2 separate regions of the Homo sapiens genome follow, and region 1 is linked to region 2. The links are chromatin contacts, found by Hi-C or POLR2A ChIA-PET in ENCODE. All regions are on one chromosome and are shown on one strand. The core of a region is the stretch at or near the end of the contact, and the rest is flanking DNA. Distances in the headings are between cores, read along the strand shown.

Region 1 (4,620 bases), core at 1,563-4,062, 160 kb before region 2:
AGTCAACTTGTCTGGGCCATGGTATCCAGATAGTTTGTCAACTATTATTATTATTATTTTAATACAGCATTAAATTTTAATTTTTAATTTTAATTTTTTTTGAGACAGGGTTTTGCTATGTTACTCAGGCTGGAGTGCAGTGGTGTGATCATGGCTCACTGCAGTCTGGACCTCCCAGGCTCCAGGGATCCTCCCACCTCAGCCTTCCAAGTAGGTGGGACCACAGGCACGTGTATCACCACACCCAGCTAATTTTTGTATTTTTGGTAAAGACGAGGTTTCACTATGTCACCCAGGCTGGTCTCAACCTCCTGGGCTCAAGCGATTTTCCCACCTCAGCCTCCCAGTGTGCTGGGATTACAGACGTGAGCCGCCACGCCTGGACAGGTCAAATATTATAAATTTTTCTGTGAAGGTGTTTTAAATGAGATCAACATTTAAATCAGTAGACTTTAAGGACAGCAGATTAGCCTCCATAACACGGGTGGGCCTCATCCAAACAGTTGAACACCTTAAGAGAAAAAGACTGAAATTTCCCAAGGAATATGGAATTCCTCCAGCAAACGGTCTTCAGTTTTGAACTGAAACTCTTCCCTGGGTTTCCTGCCTGTCCACCTGCCCTACAGACTTTAGATCACCCTGGCCTCTACAGTCCTGTAAACCCATTCCTTAAAATAAAGTTTCTCTCCCTCTCTCTCTTTATGCACACACACACACACACACAGAAACACACAGACACACAAACACACACATACACATACACACAAACCCACACATACACACACACACACATGCACACACATATACACATACACACAAACACATACACAGAAACACACAAACATAGCACACACACATACACATACACACACACACAAACACACAGACACACACACATCCTGTGCATTCTGTTTATCTGGGTTCAAACTCCAGCTCTTCCACTTACAGTGAGATTTTAGACAGGCTATCTCAAATCTTTGCTTCTGTCTCTGTAAAGTGGAGATTATACATTTAGTCCAGTGCCTGGCACTTAGGAAACTATTAATAAATTAGAACTCTAACCTTCATCAGGCCATGATGATTATCATAGTAGCACTGGGAAAAACTGTAAGAAGTCTTGCCCTTCCTGTTCTTCAAGAAATCTTGTCTCTATCCCTCATTCTAAGCAGTGAAAACCTCACCTTTTCTTGAAAATCTCAAGGAAATGAGATTGTACAGACATCCTCTGCTGAGCACAGCAGCCCTGCCCGGCACGTGAGGGCCCGATGGCCCCAGTCCCACCTCTCCCCTCACTGCCGGGCAGCAGGGAGGAAGCAGCAGAAAGCGTTTCCCAGTCAGGACACGTTTGTTGTCAGCTCTTTCCTGGACAGAGCCAGCTTTTCCTTCTTGTTTTACTTGGCATCGATCTGTGTATTATCTGTGCAGTTCTCTGGAAAAGAACAGAAAACCAACTTCCTATGTGAATAGCCAAGAGCACTGACCTCTCTGATCTCTGGCTGTCTTCAGGACTAACTCAGAATTCCTGGCTCCTCCTGTCTCTGGCCAGGGAGGCCGCCTGAGTTGGTGCACAGAAACCTCAGCTGGTATCGGGAATGTTCTGCAGGACCAAGGGTGGTTCCAGGGTTTTTACATAGAAGGGGCTTGAAGGCAGGAGTTTGGTTGAAAGAGAAATTGTCCTATAATTGTATTTGCAGCACAAACACAATGGTTTTATTTAGAAGGCATATCACAGAGCATGAGGGTGACAAACTGGCCAGTGGGATAAATCTGTCCCCCTACCTGTTTTCGTAAATGAGGTATTGTTGGAACGCTTCTATGCCCTTTCTATTGCCTAAGACTTCTTTCGCATTGTAGCGGCAGAGCGGAGTAGTTGAAACAGAGGCTGTATGTGTGATCGCAAAGGTCTAAAATACTTACAATCAGGTCCTTTACAGGAAAAGTTTGCAAATCCCTGTAACACAGCAATAAAACAGCACATTTTAAAAAAAGATGCTACATTTATAACAATGTGCGTAAAAATAAGAAACTATCCTTTGCTCATTTCAAATCATATTTTGGGGATGTCTCGGTGGGTGGTTTAATGAGGCCCCTGGGTGGGAAGAGGAGTGTAAATTTTCCTAAGTGACGTTTGTGCTGTGACCATGGAGACACTCCTTCCTCAACCCAGGTCCTCTGAATCTCACAGAATGCCAACCTGTGGTCTGAGTTTCTGCTTTGTTTTCAGGTTTTGGCCTCTGCCCAGCAGCACAGACTGTCCTCTCACCCGGGTTGTTTTTTCAGTTTTTCTTGCATCGTGGCAGCTATGGAAAACGGCATTCATTATTTGTAAAAGGATGCGGCTGCTCACGGCTGAGGAGACAGCCACAGGAGCTGTCCCAGACCCCATCCCCAGGACTGAGGCATTGGCCTCTGCACACGTGAAACCCATTAGCAGCCCGGAAGACACTGCAGCGGAGGGCTGGGAGGCTCCCGCTGGTGAGCTTCCCCTTGTTCCTGGTGACAGCGCTCTGGATCTGCCACTCAGGGTGTCAAGGAGAGTCGGTCACACTTTCCTGTTCCTGCTCCAGGATGGGGCCTCCTGTCCCCCAGGGCCCCAACCTTAACAAAAACCTGAAGGAGCATGCTAGGTCCTGGTTGAGTTGTTTTCTCCTATGTTTCATTTAAGCCTAATTAAAGTTCTGGTATTAGGCCAGAGAGATATGATACTATTAGCTATGTTTTGTAATGGAGGAAATGGAACCTCAGAGCACTGCGGCAAGTTGCTCAGGTAAATGGGCTCTGAGCCAGAGGATCAAGTGCTGGCGGTGTGCTGGCAATGCCAACAACAGGATCTCCTTGCACAGCAGGGAGTGGGGAAGCCTCATCCACAGCATCTGCCCCAGCCCTTGAATAAATCCCCTACCCAGGGGGCTCACCAACCCCGGACTAGGATCCCTGACCCTCTCTGGGCCTCTATTCCCTGACCTGTGGGTTGAGAAGGTGTAGCGCCTGGAGCTGCGGAGCAGACCTGCACAGGAAGTGCTTTAAAAGCCACAGAACCTTTAAAAGCCACAATCTTAGACGGCGTGGGTCGGTGCCAGCAGAGTAGGAGCCCCAAGCATGAAAAGACCTGGCACATCCCACCTCGGTCACCCATGTGCGACTAAAAGCAGATCCGACACTAAGCCATATGTTTAAGAAGGCGTTTTTCTCATGATGCCTATGTAAATCATCACATAAAAAAAGTGTTGGGCTCCCTATCTTGCTATTGCCCTAAGCATGTTTTTGGCCTTTCCACTGGGTGACCCAGCCTGGGGACAATATGTTTGAGAAAGATAGGTATCTTGTAGCTTTCAGGACCCAGCTGGAAACTTTAGGAGAATTAGGGGTATCCAGTATCCAGGTTGGAGTAACTTCAACAGCCTGGGACTGAGTTTAGACAAATGGCCTGCAGAATTGTACCTAACTAGCTGTGTAATCACTCATGAATTGTTTTCTGAGCACCTCTGGCAAGGTGCTGAGGGGGAAGAGGTGAGATGCTTGTCTTCTCTGGGGCTGGGGATGGAGTGAAAGATGCATGTGGCAGAGGCCACTTATGACCCAGGGAGTGCTGCTGCCATGATACCTGGGCAGCATCCGAGGGCCCATAATGGCCAAGTGTGCTGTAAGGGGGTCAAGAGATCACCGTTGAAGTTGGCAGCTGTGGGAGGCTTCCAGAATGGCAGATGGAGCTGGGCCTCGAAAGGCAGGTGGGATTCCAGCAGGTGAGGACGGAGGCTGGACCAGCACTCTCAGGGATCCATCGAGTGGTTTTTCCTTTCTCTGTTTCACTTGGATGCCCTTGATTCTCACTTCCATTTCCTCTCCTGGTTTGACCCCTGAACTACATCCACAGGTGAGAGGGCAGCCTTGACTCCCCTGTTCTGGGACTGGTTATTAGGCTTGGTAGGGGTGGAGAGGAGGGTGGCTTCCTCCCAGAGGCAGTAGTAATATACCCAACCGACACTCCAGCTTTCCTTAAAGGCATCTTCGCATCCCTTTAATGAGTTCATTTTTCCATTATGTAGCCTAGAGGTGTGTGATTGGTTAAAATTCAAAGAACTAGTATTTGGCCACCTTTTAGCACCATTTAGCAATTATTTCAAATATGTTCCTTTAGAATGTGCAGGTGCTTGTTAAGAGTTCTTTTCAGCAAAGATCCTAACACAACCGGAAAAGTCCTCGTGTAATATCCTGTTACGTTCTCTAGGTTGATTTTACATTCTGCCTATATGACTGAACACATTTCCAATGCAATTAAAAAATAGTTTGCAACAACTCAGTGGGTGCTGATGTGCAGCTTCCTCAGTTGCCTGGCCCATCATTTTCATCAGGTTACTCTTAGGGCGTTCTGTGACCCATAACACTAAGGCTATGTGACCCATAACGTAAGACCAAGGCCTGCTGGCCTATAAGGCAAGGTGCTGTTACCAGCTTACTTGATGCCCCTGGCTCATCTTAGACTTGAGGTCTCCTAACTCCTTGCTTAGAACACTTTCACAAGATTCTTTTGTCCCCTAAACAAAACAAAACAAAACAAAACAAAACAAAAAACAACCCAAAACCAAAAGCCTTGAGACCTCACTTTTTGATTTGAATTTT
Region 2 (4,310 bases), core at 1,170-3,669:
TGACACAGTTCTCATTGGGTAATAGTCAAAGTTTTGATCAGGCTGCATTCCTTTTGGAGGCTCTAGGGGAGAATTCTTCTTTCTCTCTTCCAGTTTCTTTTTTTTCTTTTTTTTCTTTTTTTTTTTTTTTTTGAGACAGACTCTTGCTCTGTCACCCAGGCTGGAGTGCAGTGCTGTGATCTCTGTCTTGCTGCAACCTCTGCCTCCTGGGTTCAAGCTATTCTTCTGCCTCAGCCTCCTGAGTAGCAGGGACTACAGGTGCCTGCCACCATGCCCTGCTAATTTTTATACTTTTAGTAGAGATGGGGTTTTGCCATGTTGGCCAAGCTGGTCTTGAACTCCTGACCTCAGGTGATCCACCTGCCTCGGCCTCCCAAAGTGCTGGGATTACAGGCATGAGCCACCGTGCCTGGCTGCCCTCTTCCAGTTTCTAAAGGCTGTCCCCTTCCTTAGTTCTGAACACATTCCTCTATCTTCAAAGCCAGCAATGCTGCATCTCTCTGATCATTCTTCTGTATCACATCTCCCTTCTGCCTTCCTCATCTACTTTTAAGAACCCTTGTTCTTGAACAAGGACATTGGTCCTACCTGGATAGTCTAAGATAATCTCCCTACCTTAAGGTCAGTTTATTAGCAACCTTAATTCCATCTGCAACCTTAATTCCCCTTTGCCATGTAACATAACATAGTCACAGGTTCTAGAGATTTGGGCACAGATATCTTTGGGGAGCATTATTCTGCCTACCACAGTCTGGATAAGGTGAGAACTGGCCAGATCATGGAGAGAACAGCAACCTCAGAACTGCTTTCTGACCCAAATACAACACATAGGGAATGGCTGTGAGACAATTCCCCCTAGGGATATTTGCTGACCATAGAGAACCTATATAAGCGACAGTGGTTATCTGTCTCCATGTATACGATGTCCAGACCCTACTGGTCCCCCAGGATATTTCATCTCAAACAGACATATCCAGCTCAGTGTGTTTCATACTTTCAGCATAGTTTAAAATGTGGGGAAGAATTCCTCCTGGAACTCAAAGGGGATAAATGTTGGGGGATTAGTGAGAATTTCTGAAATTGGGAAAGTTAAAAGTTGGCAAACTCCTTTATTATTCACATTAGGCTTCAACTTAGCAACTTACCAAGATTGCCTTGGGCCTCCATGCCATCCTATTCACTGTGAAGTGAGCATGGCCAATCTGGTTTATTTATTTTTTAGGGGCAGGGAGGGTCTCATTCTGTCATGAGGTTGGAGTGCAGTGGCCCATTCATAGTTGCTGCAGCCTTAACCTCCTGGGCTCAAGTGATCCTCCCACCTCAGCCTCCCTGGTAGTTGGGACCACAGTCATGCACCGCCACGCCTGGGTAATTTTTAAATTTTTTGTAGAGATGGGGTTTTCACTGTGCTGACCAGGCTGTTCTCAAACTCCTGGGCTCAAGTGATCCTCCCACCTCGGCCTCCCAAAGTGCTGAAATTACAGGTGTGAGCCACCAAACCCCGCTCTAAACCATTTTATACTCTGATTCATCAGCATTGAGTTGCACAGAATACAATACACTCTCGCTAGTTTAAGCGGAGAAGAAATATTGAGGGTGTGAAATAGTTTACAGAATCATTGGGAGAGCAGAGGAAACAGATTTGAGGCTAAGCTTCTAGGAATTACATCCAAAGCCACATTGCAGGACTGGTGGCCAAAGTCACCAAAGTCACCACAGTCCCCACAGTCCCCACAGCTCCTGCTGCTCTGAGGAGGCTGCCTGCTGAATCAGGAAGCCGCGACTAGCACTGCAGTCTGCAGAGCTGCGCAGGGAAAGCTGCCTCCAAGGAATCGAAGCACTGTTCCTGTAGCTGCTCACTGCATGGAACAGTGATCTTTCTGCAACAGTCCCACACCTGCAAAACTGGAAGTCTTGTGTCCCGCCTCTTGTTTGGCTTAACTCTGCTCTGAAATCAACCCTTCCAGGAGGGAATTTGCTTGGCAGATACTAATCACATCTGGAGCCTTGGGCCTGGGAAACATAGGGTTTAGCTCTCCAGGCTCTGGGTGAAGGAAAGGAGAGTGTTGGGATAGATAGTGAGGAATCAGCCCAGGGCGCCCACCATTGTCAGTGAGACAGTGGGGAAGAGTTAGCACCCGAAGCCCCCAAGCCCACTGTGGAAAGTGATTTCACCTGCGTGAGGATCACCAGAACAGAGTCTGAAACAGGGCTCCCCAGAGCATGTCGCATCTTCCTCCTCCTTCTTCATATCTTTCTTTTTTTAAACAAAATTTCCTGGGCTTGTGTGGTTCAGTGTTTGGGTTGACTTTTGTTTCAGCTGAACTAGTTGACTTATTCTGGCTTTGTGGCTGCGCCAGTGAAATATGTACATATTTTGCCTGTGTACGGCTATCTTTTCCTGTTTTCCTTCAGGGATTATACATCAGCACAGAGTCCATGGCACTGCTCCAGATAAAACAGCGCGGCAGAATCATCACCACTGGCAGAGCTCTCTGGTTGACTCATGAGGATTGGGAATAAATGACCAAATATAAACAGTGGAGTGGTGCCAACTGAGGCTCCCTTGTAGCAAACGGTCCCCTGTGGCATGTGAAAAAGAGGCCGGGAAAAGCCCAGCTGTGGGCACCATGCCACTGACTGCCGCTAATTTACTGCCATGACTACTCCAGGGCACCCTGATTTCTGCTTTTCAGAAACCTTTTGTGCATTGTTTTTTCCACTATCCCCATTTGGTTGACTAACCTGTAAGGCACTGGCTCCCTCAGCCAGTCAGGGCTTAGGCCTGTTTTGTCACACTGCAAATCCCTCACTGGCTGGTTGGTAGCCGTGAGAGAGGACGCATTGATATTCCTAACCAAGTCTTGCTGGCCTTTAGCTTCCACGTGCTTACCTGCAAAATCCTCAGCTTATCTGGTGTAATCAAGATAAAAAATAAATGATCGATCGACCGATCGATAGATAGATAGATACATACATACATACATATTTAAATGCATAGATGAGATTGGTAGATAGATGATAAATAGATGAAAGATAGAGATAGATATGATAGGATAGGTAGGTAGATAGACAGTCAATAGGTAGGTTGACAGACACACAGAGAGAGACATGTAGATGTCACAGCACCGGCCATTGAAGGAGCCTGAACAACCTCACACATGCACAGCACCAGGCCCCTCTCCTTCTTCTCTGGCTCCTTACAGGATCTTCTGTCCAGAAGCTGCTGGAGGCATCAGTGGTTGCCCTCCATGGTTAGCACCCTGCCGGGGGGTGGGGGACATCTCCTGAAACTGAAGAACCCCCATGGCACTGAATGACACAAACTTCCCTTCTAGTCTCCCAGCCCAGGGTGGCACTGTGTCCTGTGCAAAAGTGAGGAGGATGCCCCTTTTCCCAACTCTGTCACTCTTTCTCATCTGAGCCTTAAAGAGTCGTGGCATACTCTCAGAGTGTAACACAGACCTTCCTGAAAACAACCCACTTTACGCTACCTGTAGTCTCTTTCTCCAAGACACTGGCCACAATCCCAGGGCCACATGTAAGCTCTCAGCCCAGGGTACTGGCCCCCAAATCTTTCTCTATCAGCACTCCTCCCCATCAGCACTGGCCACTCAGCCTGTGGGTGTATATGCATGTGTGTGCTGGGTATTGAGTGTGTGTATGTGCTGTGTTGAGCGTGTGCATGCATGTACATGCAGGGAAGCACAGTGTAGGCTAAGCTGAGACCCCTCATTTACTTAGGTGGGAGGATACTAAGAGATCTAAATACACACATCAATAGCAGGGGCTCTGCAGACACTCAGCAAGCTGGGAGTGGCCACCTGGAGGCTGTGTGGAAGGGGCCCCGAGGAAGAGCTCACCTTAGAAGATAACGCTTAGTCTCTGGTCCCTGCCAAATGACACTGTTACACTCCTAAGTTCCCTGCTCTCCAGGACATATTCTGAATACCAAATAAGACCCATGAGGCATGGTAGCTCAAACCGCAGGTTCCAGCGTGTCAAGTGTGTTTCCAGGACCAGCTGACCCTGCTCCAGTGAGAGGTTACCAAAGGCCTCTCAATATACAGGACCACCCACATCACTGCAGACCCCGCCAATATGCCAGAGCACTGATCACTTGATCTGAACAGAAAAGAGTGGCAGCCTAGGAGGGGCTGACGCTGAGTCAAGCTCGCACCCATTGAGAACATTCTTCTTCCCAAGTATTCCCTGCAATGACAGTGTAAGAAAGCTGGGATGCAGATAGAAATACTTGGTCTAGCAGTTTGGGTTTTTGCATTTTTCTGTAAGATTGCATTAAAGTGTGA

Evidence for each region. Hi-C counts contacts between places; a loop is a spot of excess contacts on that map. ChIA-PET counts read pairs that join two places held with the same protein, here RNA polymerase II (POLR2A). Pooled maps may share reads with other maps.
Region 1: a pooled map shows a loop between it and region 2 (2.3-fold over the local background). The contact joins two enhancer-like sites. A Hi-C loop is called at or near these places in 1 of 50 pooled maps. POLR2A ChIA-PET finds 5 or more read pairs at or near these places in 2 of 52 experiments (SK-N-SH and WTC11).

What each region holds. Positions count from the first base shown.
Region 1 is chr1:229,056,648-229,061,267 of GRCh38, reverse strand. No RefSeq gene overlaps it. Among named protein-coding and RNA genes, the nearest start is that of LINC02815, 96 kb to the left of the region's middle. RefSeq lists enhancers at 799-1,298, 1,926-2,426. Within about 2 kb of position 2,812, at least 16 of the 41 ENCODE cell types and tissues checked have a DNase peak (open chromatin) inside an H3K27ac peak, as active enhancers do.
Region 2 is chr1:228,901,425-228,905,734 of GRCh38, reverse strand. No RefSeq gene overlaps it. Among named protein-coding and RNA genes, the nearest start is that of RHOU, 170 kb to the right of the region's middle. RefSeq lists a silencer at 2,359-2,653. Within about 2 kb of position 2,419, at least 16 of the 41 ENCODE cell types and tissues checked have a DNase peak (open chromatin) inside an H3K27ac peak, as active enhancers do.